Regions from separate parts of the Homo sapiens genome. Here region 2 is linked to region 1. Evidence: read pairs that join two places in POLR2A ChIA-PET (ENCODE). Cell type or tissue: PC-9. All regions are shown on one strand. Links, peaks and the distances in the headings refer to the core of each region. The heading gives the core; the rest is flanking DNA.

Region 1 (4,403 bases), core at 226-4,225:
AAAAAAAAAAAGCTCTGGATTCGCTGCTATGCCAACCTCAGAGACCTTATACCTTTCCTATACATTGCCATTCAAGTTAACCGTTCAAAAAAGCCTAGAAACTCTTTTCCATGCCCTCTTCTAAAAGACAGCAAAAAGACAAGGAAGACAAAGGTGCTGTGAGTCCAAACAGCATGGGGAGTCTGGCTTAAGGATGGGAGAGTGTTTGTACAGCAGCACATCTGTCTTCCCACTTGGCCCTAGTAGACAAAGAAGCTGTTCCTTGTTATGCTTATACCTTGCCAAAGGAGAGTTCCACCTGGCAAAATGTGGGCCAGATGACCTAATGGGAGAAGGTGTGTCAAAAGAATTTGGGCTGGGTCTTGACTGAGATCATTGCTGCAATTTAAAACCAACAAATGAAATAAAAGTCATAAAAAAAAAAAAACACTTCCCAAAGTCCTTAGCTGACTTCTACGCTGCAAATATCCCTGCCATGTGAGACTGATGGCATTAAAATAAGATGAAGTCTAAGCCTGACCTATTTTGGTTACCTAGAGAAGATTAGATAATGAAATACATTAATCTTCACTGTAATACCCATTCATTATCATCATGCATGTTCTATAATCTGGGAGTATTTTTGGCCTCTGAAAGACATAAATGATACCCTTCTCCCAGTTCTTTGAGATGTGTCAGTTCCCCAGAAACTGAGTCAAAATTTCTAAGTAGGAAGCCTTGACAATCACCTTGCCTAATTCTTTTCCTTTTAGAAATGAAGACATGGAAGACCCAGAAAGGTAGTGACTTTCCCAAGGTCACAAAGTTAAAAGCAATGAGACCTGGGGACACTCTTGTTGCATCACACCATTCTGTCAAAAAAACTGGTGTTTACTCTGTAAACAATGTAATAAAAATGAAAAATATGCCTTTTCCAATCCTTTTCTGAAAGAATTGGCACCTGGTTATGGAAACAGCACAGCTCTCATTCATTTACTATTAGTAACTCAGAAACTTGCTATCAGGTATTTAGAGATTATGCCTAAAGCTTTTATAGTAACTGAGAGAACAACCCTTCCATTACTGTTGGTGAACAACCATTCTGTCCAGGAACTTTGTATACAGGAAAGTGTTTTTCTACTGTAAACCTATAATTGGTAAAGTTATTTTGGCTTATAGAGAAGACGAGAGAAATGTCAATCTAAGTCTTAAGAGAAAGCCTGGGAAGTAGAGAACCAAAGCCAGAAAGGGCGGAATTACTCACTGGGCTGAGGAAATGACAATCATAGTTCTGCAAATGTGCTCAACTAGACAGTTCTGAGGCAAGAATTAGGAACCAGGAGATTTGAAAGCAGGTAGTCAAGTCTGGCAGGAGGCTGGTGGGAAACAGATAGGCACCGGGGAAGTGTGCTTGCCCTAAGATCCTACGAGTTCTAGAGAGAACGGTCCAGTAACTCACTTAGAATAGTAAGAACCTTCATCCTATAACTCATGTCTTTTTAAAGCATAGGTGGGCAAAAGAACAATGGACCAGAATATGGAGTCTAGAACAGATCTCTCTCTCTCTCTCAAAGTTGGTATTACATACAAGTGGGGAAAAGAATGGGTGATCCAATAAATGCTGCTAAGACAACTGGCTTTCTGATTGGAAATAATAAAATTATATCCCCACCTTACACCATTCACAAAAATAAATTCCAGGAAGATTAAAGACATAAATATGAAAGCAAACCTACAAAACTTCGAGAAGAAAATGTCAGAGAACATCTCTGTGACCTCAAGGGAGAGAGGGATTTCTTTAAGAAGTACAATCCATAAAGAAAGAATGACATGTCTGATTACATAAAAACTGAAACTTCTGTATACCAAAAGACACCATAGATAAAGAGCAAACGCAAGCCACAGACTGACAGAAGACATTTTAACCCATAACTGAAAAAGATTAGACATTTTAACCCATCACTGAAAAAGATTAATATCCAGGAAATATAAAGAACTCCCAGGAGTTGATAAAGAAAACCTAAGAGAAAGGTGGTCAAATACATGAACAGGCAACTCACAGAGAAGGATATCAAACTGCCAGTGAAGACAGGAAAAGCTACTCAACCTTACTTGTAATCTAAGAACAAAAACTTTGGCAATATTCTATCATTTTACAGCCATCAGGCACAAATTTAAAAGGCTGACAATGACAAGTGCTAAAAAGAATGTGGAGTATTGGGAACTCTCACTACTCTGCTGGTAATTATAGACTTTGGAGAGCAATTTGGCAATATCTAGTCATGTGGTTCAGCCATTCCAATTGTATTATGTACTACAGCAGCAATTCCCAGTGTAGTCTCCAAACCAGCAGCCTCAGCATCACCTGGGAACTTGTTAGAAATGCAAAGTCTCAGCCTCAAGTCAGGCCTACAGAGCAATCTGTGTTTCAAGGAGCCTTCCAGGTGAGGCTAATACAGGTTAGAGTTTGAGAACCACTGTTCTGGCAGCACAGCTTCTCAAGCAGTAAGGCCCCATGAACTACCAGTCTGTAGACAGCCAGAGTCCCTGGACCAGTCCCTCTTAGCTATGAGAAGCCTCCTCCTTTTTCTGGTGTGCTGTCTGGACATAATTTTCCATATGATAGAGAACATGTGTGAAAGGAACGTGTACATTGTAGAATTGCTTTTAATGGTGAAAATCTGTAATCAACTGTGTCCATTAACAGTATATTAGTTTTTCGAAACCATGGTCTATTCATACAATGAAATGCTAAACAGCAAGGAAAATTAATGAGCCAGGACTACAAGCCACTTCAACAGTGGCTAAAGTCTGAAAATACTGAGTGAAGAAGGAAGAATGTGCACAATATGATACCTCATATACAAGTTTAAAACATGTAGTCCAATGCTAGATGCTGCTTATGGACACATAAATATATAGCAAAAGCATAAAAACATGTATTACATAATGAACTACGCAAATTCAGGATGATGATCTCTGGAAAACGATGGGAGTCACGGGATTAAGGAGTGACACGTGGGCACTTAACTGTATTGAACTATTTTTTTCTATTAGGTCAAGTGGTAGATATTTGTTAAATGCCTAAATTATTTATAATTTTCTTTTTTGAGACAGAGTCTTGGTTTGTCACCCAGGCTGGAGTGCAATGGTGCAAACATGGCTCACTGCAGCCTCAACATCCCTGGCGCAAGTGATCCTCCCACCTCAGGCCCCCAAGTAGCTAGAACTACAGGCTGGTACCACCACACATGGCTAATTTTTGAATGTTTTGAAGAGACAGGGCTTCGCCATGTTGCCCAGGCTGGTCTTGAACTTGTGAGCTCAAGTGATCTGCCTGCCTTGGCCTCCCAAAGCGCTTTGGCATGTATTTTTAAAAGCAGAGCTACTAGGAGAGTAACCTCTGAATTCTTTATAGTGACTATGCTTAAGGCAAATTGACTTGTATGGACAATAACCAGTGGAAAGAGGTCAAACAAGCACCCAGAGATGCCCTTTGTTAATTTCAGGCACTGTTAAGACTAACGCTTGTGCTGCCAGCCAATCCTGCCAGTGGAGGCATATGCTGCAAATGGTTCTGGAAAGAGTATTACAATTCACATTCCATAGTATTTTCAGAATGGCCAACTTATGATTTGATGTCAAATATCTGATTATGAGTTCTGACTTTATCTCTCTCACTTATCTCTCCTTATCTGTGAAAGCCTTTCATATTAAATACATGACTGAGCATCCTTTTAAAATTTTTTCTATTCTGTGCCAGAAAAGGATCTTGGTTGGGTTAACTTTTACTGACATTTATGGGATCATTCTGAGATGAGATATGTGGCAATATGTTATCCCACTGAGCACAGAGCATATAACATTTAATACAATGGTGCATGAAATGCCAGAGCAACTTTTCTTCCTTCCACTTGCAAGGATGCTTTCCAAAACCTCTTTCTGATGTGGAATATGCAATGGAGAGGGGGACTCAGCTCTAAAGCAGATTATTAAACATATCTGCCTTGTGAACCCAACTCCCTCCTGAAAATGACCTCTAAAGAATGTTAGGACACTAAGGGAACACAGCAGCTCTTAGCATGAAACCACCCAAAATGTTCCACTCTGATTATCATTATGGGGAAGCCAAGTGATGGCTCAAGTGCAAAAAGGGGCAGTGTAAAGTCTAAGGCTCCTTCCAGATGCTGGAAGTATTCCAGGTCACAGAACTGCAGCAATACAATAACTAGAGATGCATTTTCCAGAAAGGTAAAGGAGACAAGGCTTCTACAATGTTATTTAGGACTTCTACATATAAATGTACTATTTCCAAGGCCATTAAGACCATACAAGTTTCATGAACATTCACCTCAAACCTTACTTAAGCAGTATTTTTATTGGAAAGCTGTCTAATTATGATGAAAAGGAGGAAAATAAACTGA
Region 2 (4,403 bases), core at 318-4,317, 520 kb after region 1:
CTGGATTCTGTTCCTCTGCTACTGCCATGGTCCCACAGCTCTGGATTATAGGCTTCTTATTTCAGTTTTAGAAAATTTTCAACTATTATCTCTTCAAACATACTCTCTTCCCCATTCTATTCTTTATTTTTATTTTTTATTTTTTATTTTTTTTGAGACAGAGTCTCACTCTTCCACCCAGGCTGGAGTGTAGTGGCGCGATCACGGCTTACTGCAGCCTCGACCTCCTGGGCTCAGTCGATCTTCCCACCTCAGCCTCCTGAGTAGCTGGGACTACAGGCACAAGGCGCCAAACCTGGCTAATTTGTTGTACTTTCTGTAGAGACAGGGTTTTGCCATGTTGCCCAGGCTGTTCTTGATCCCCTTGGACCAAGCAATCTGCTAGCCTTGGTCTCCCAGAGTGCTGGGATTACAGGTGTGAGACACCCAGCCTGGCCCTCTTTCTTTTCTTTTTCTGGAATCCCAATTAGACATTTGTTACACCTTCTCAGTCTCCCCTACCATGCTTCTTAACCTACTCTTTTTTATTTTTTGCCTTCTTTGATGCATTCTAGAGAATTCTTTCTGATCTATGTGACAGTTCATTAATTCTGTCTTCTGCTGCATCTAAACATCTGTTAAATTCCTTCATTAATTTATACATTTTAACTTTTTCTTTTCTAAATGTTCTATCTAGTCTTATTTCAAATAGGACGCTATACTTTTCTATTCCTTGAAGATATTTTTAAACTTGTATTTTTAAACTTTAAACATACTAAACAGTTATTTTATAATCTTTGGCTGATACATTAAAAAATCTGAAGTCTTTGAAGGTGTTTCTTTGGTCTTTTTTTTTTTTTTCCTGCCAGTTTCCACTCATAGGGTCTTGTTTCTTGATATTCTTAGATACTATTTTGTGTTCCTCATTCTACTTTAAAAATTATTTTTGGAAAATTTAAGGCCTAAGACAAAGGTGACTTACTCTAGAAAGGATTTTCAAGAGGTTAGGGGAGTTACCAGACATGAACACTGAGTTCGTGGCTTGAGGTTTCTTGGACAAAACAACTGATCCATAGGAGCACTGCTAGCCCATAGTCACCCTCCCAGGGATCAGTCCATTCATTTTTCCCTCCCCTACAACCTCCTTTTTGTGCCAAAGTAACTTAACTGTCTGTGCAGTCTTGTGGGTGGATATGGGTATGGTTTACTTCTGGTTTGCCTATACCCTGATTTAGGAGAATCTCCTATTAATCTATTTTTGGTTAACCTTGGGTTTAATTGGTCGCTTTTGCTCCAGGGACTGTCAAAACTGGAGTTGTTTCTGTGCCCAGTTCTCAGCAGGAGAATTCATCCAAATAACCTAGCCTGCCACTGATAGAAATGAGTGTGTTTTAATTCTATTGTAAATGGTTTGCTTGGTGTTTGTCCCATTGACTATAATTTTCTTATTTATTTGTTTATTATGAGACTCCCTCACTAGAAAGTGAGTTTCATTTTTAATGATCATTTACATGATGTTTCCTATGTATCAGGTACAGCTCCATGATAAACTGTAAACATAAAACATAATGTAAACATTATCTCATTTAATGTTCCTAAAAGCCCTCTGAAACAGACACTATTATTATAACAGGTGAGGAAACTGAGACATCAAGAACTTACTTTATGTTCCTAAGGCCACACAGCTGGGAAGCTTAAAGGACCAGCGTCTGACCCCAGAAAGACTGGCTTCCAAGTCCCGGGACCTAACTAATCACTGTGCTGTGTGTTTCTCCATGAGTGCTAAGACATCTCATTGATGAATCTTTAGCACCTGGTGTGGCACCCAGCAATAATGGTTTTCAGTATTGTTGAATGAGATACCATAGAATGCATACAAATCAATGCTTCATTGATTATAACACTACTGACTTGTAAAAGCAAATGTAATAAAAATGGCAAAGAATACAATCCAATTTGTCATTACTTGTAATAATAGCTTGATTTTCTTTAATTCTGAAATGTGAGTACAACATGTAAACCAAAGTATCTGATACATTTTTGTTTTGTTGTTACCACATTGGAAGAATATTATATTGTAATGCCTTTGAAGGAGATAAAGTTGGGTGATAGGATACAGATGGGGCATATTGTAATGCCTTTGAAGGAGATAAAGTTGGGTGATAGGATACAGATGGGGCAGAATAATGACCTATCAGAGAATGGCTGCTGAGATTTTCTTAAATATTGTACTTAGGGAATAAATGAACGACTTGGAGGGCATGAAATCCTCAAATAAGGCTTCACAACGTGTCCATACTCTCTTAGAAAACAAAGATAATTCAACTTAGTTATTTGTTAGAAAATCATTGATGTGAGTAGAAGTCACGTGTTACCCTCCAAGGCAATGTTCTCTAGCTGATCACCTGGTTCCAGGTCAAAGCTGGGGTAGCCTAGCTCCTTTAGAAGGTGACCTGCTACCTGCTGTTGTTAATATCCCTTTTCAAAGCACTGATTTGGTTATGCTCCATTTGCCAGGTCTTATTTTCTCTCTTGTGGTTTGTCGATGTGTCAGCACATTACGTCACAGGTGCACAGGTAGAAGGTAGATATCTGATGGAAGGGTAACATGATGCAGGAAGTGAATCTTTTGGTTTCCTAACCTGTATCAAGGCCAATGTCAGATGGACATAGTTGGCAGGACTTAAAACATGGCTGCTTTCCTAAGTCACAGGCTGTCGGGAGGCTCAAGCAAAGTTTTGGGAGCTCATCTTTGCTCAGTGCTACCACAGGTGAATCTCATACTGTGCACTCTCACTTAGCATCAGGCTCATGCATTTGGTGTAACTGTGCTTACCTAGAGAGAGGAGCTGCTTTAGCTGCACTGATAGACCTTTTATTATAATAGTACATTTTGAATTTTTACGATGGGTTTCCCACTTCTAATGGCCAGAGCTACCATAAGAGATAGGAACTACCAGTCCTACAGTTTTATCTGTGAAAGTTGAAGCCATTTGTTTACGGTTAAAGGACCAGAAGAGGTGGAGTTATGTTGGTTAGGTTTGTGTTACTCTGCCCCTGATATGGTGTTCTTCTAATATGGATATTCAAATCTCATGCTGGCGTTTAGTTAATCACCACATTAATAAACATTTGTTAGTATGAAGGCTATTACATCAAAAGAAATAGTAGTATTTTTAAAATTCTAGTAGATCATTGTCTTCTAAGTTTCTTACTGAAAATAATGTTAAGTCATATGTGGCTGCTTAAGTATTAAGCCCTATGGAATCATAGGGCACTCAAAACAAAGCTCAAATTAACTCTAGGAATTGTAATTACATACTTTTTTTTGTGGAAAGACTCGATGGTTGGTTTGAATTACTAGCTGTGTGGCTTTGGGAAAATTACTTAATATCTTTAGGCTCTGGTTTCCTTATCTGTAAAGTGGGTACGATACCATCTACTTTTCTGAGTGGTTGCCAGAATTAAAGTACACAATGCATTTATTAAAGTCCCTAGCACAGTACCTGACACATAATAAGCACCAGTAAATGTCCATTTCTCTTTGACTAATGTCTTTCATTGGCTGTGTGGGAAAAGTATGTGAACAAACTCTATACATCAATCCATTCTAAGTGCTTTTTGGAAGTAATGGTAGAAAGTCTTACAGAACACTGTCATTATTGTAGTTTGGGGCCAGTTCCTCCCCGACTCCCAATAACATAACGTTAAAATTTACTGTAGAATATTTAATATACAACAACTTGCTATGAATCTGTTTTCAGCAACACAACAATTAAATCAAGCAGAAGTTTTCTGTATGTGATTCCAGAATGCTCTTTATCCTTTCAGCACTAAAATTGCATTACCTGTAGCTAAAGGAGGAAGTGTGCTCAGTTGAGCTTGAAAGCAGTGGTACGAGAAAAGGATTAGCAAATTGCACGACAAAGTCCTTAGAAGTAAGGTCACCACCAGACTGTAGCTGGGGCACAAGCCAGGGAATATGTTTAATATGTGCTGCTCCATTAGTTCCTGAAATCTTAAAACGTAACCTGCCTCAGTGAATCATAGCAGAAGGAGGAAAGCAACAGGAGCATCATGTCTCTGCTTTTTCAGACAACATAGCACTGATTTATTTTCAAAAATTTTTTTAAATTAAAGTAACTTATGTACATAAGTTTAAAAGTCAAATGTTATTGAAGGGCTTGGAGCAAATTATGGGGGTTTCTCCTCATCCTTTCCCTCAGTCCTCTTCTGCCATTACTTCCAACAATCTCAGCTTTTTATTTCTGGCATTTACGCATCTCCGTATTTCTAAATTACACGTGTGTCATGCTTTCTTTTGATTTATCAATATGAGCCATTCTGTAAACATTCTATAATGATATTTAAGAGTTTAGTTTTCTCATACCACCACGACTTCTGCCTCCCTTCTCCCATATTCC

Evidence for each region. ChIA-PET counts read pairs that join two places held together with the same protein. Peaks named below come from ENCODE experiments on the same cell type or tissue, not always from the same donor. Only the 100,000 strongest peaks of a DNase experiment are listed, where the experiment ranks them.
Region 2: POLR2A ChIA-PET joins it to region 1 with 7 read pairs; 1 of 35 experiments calls an interaction of 5 or more read pairs at or near these places.

Annotation. Positions count from the first base shown.
Region 1 is chr7:30,066,156-30,070,558 of GRCh38, reverse strand. The region is part of intron 12 of PLEKHA8 (pleckstrin homology domain containing A8); the gene reads right to left. Among named protein-coding and RNA genes, the nearest start is that of PLEKHA8, 40 kb to the right of the region's middle. In PC-9, for the core only: no CTCF peak of the experiment used is centred there; a DNase peak (open chromatin) is centred at 2,218; H3K27ac peaks cover 1,103 bases.
Region 2 is chr7:29,547,146-29,551,548 of GRCh38, reverse strand. The region is part of intron 1 of PRR15-DT (PRR15 divergent transcript); the gene reads left to right. It also overlaps the pseudogene GTF3C6P3. Among named protein-coding and RNA genes, the nearest start is that of PRR15-DT, 14 kb to the left of the region's middle. In PC-9, for the core only: no CTCF peak of the experiment used is centred there; a DNase peak (open chromatin) is centred at 2,538.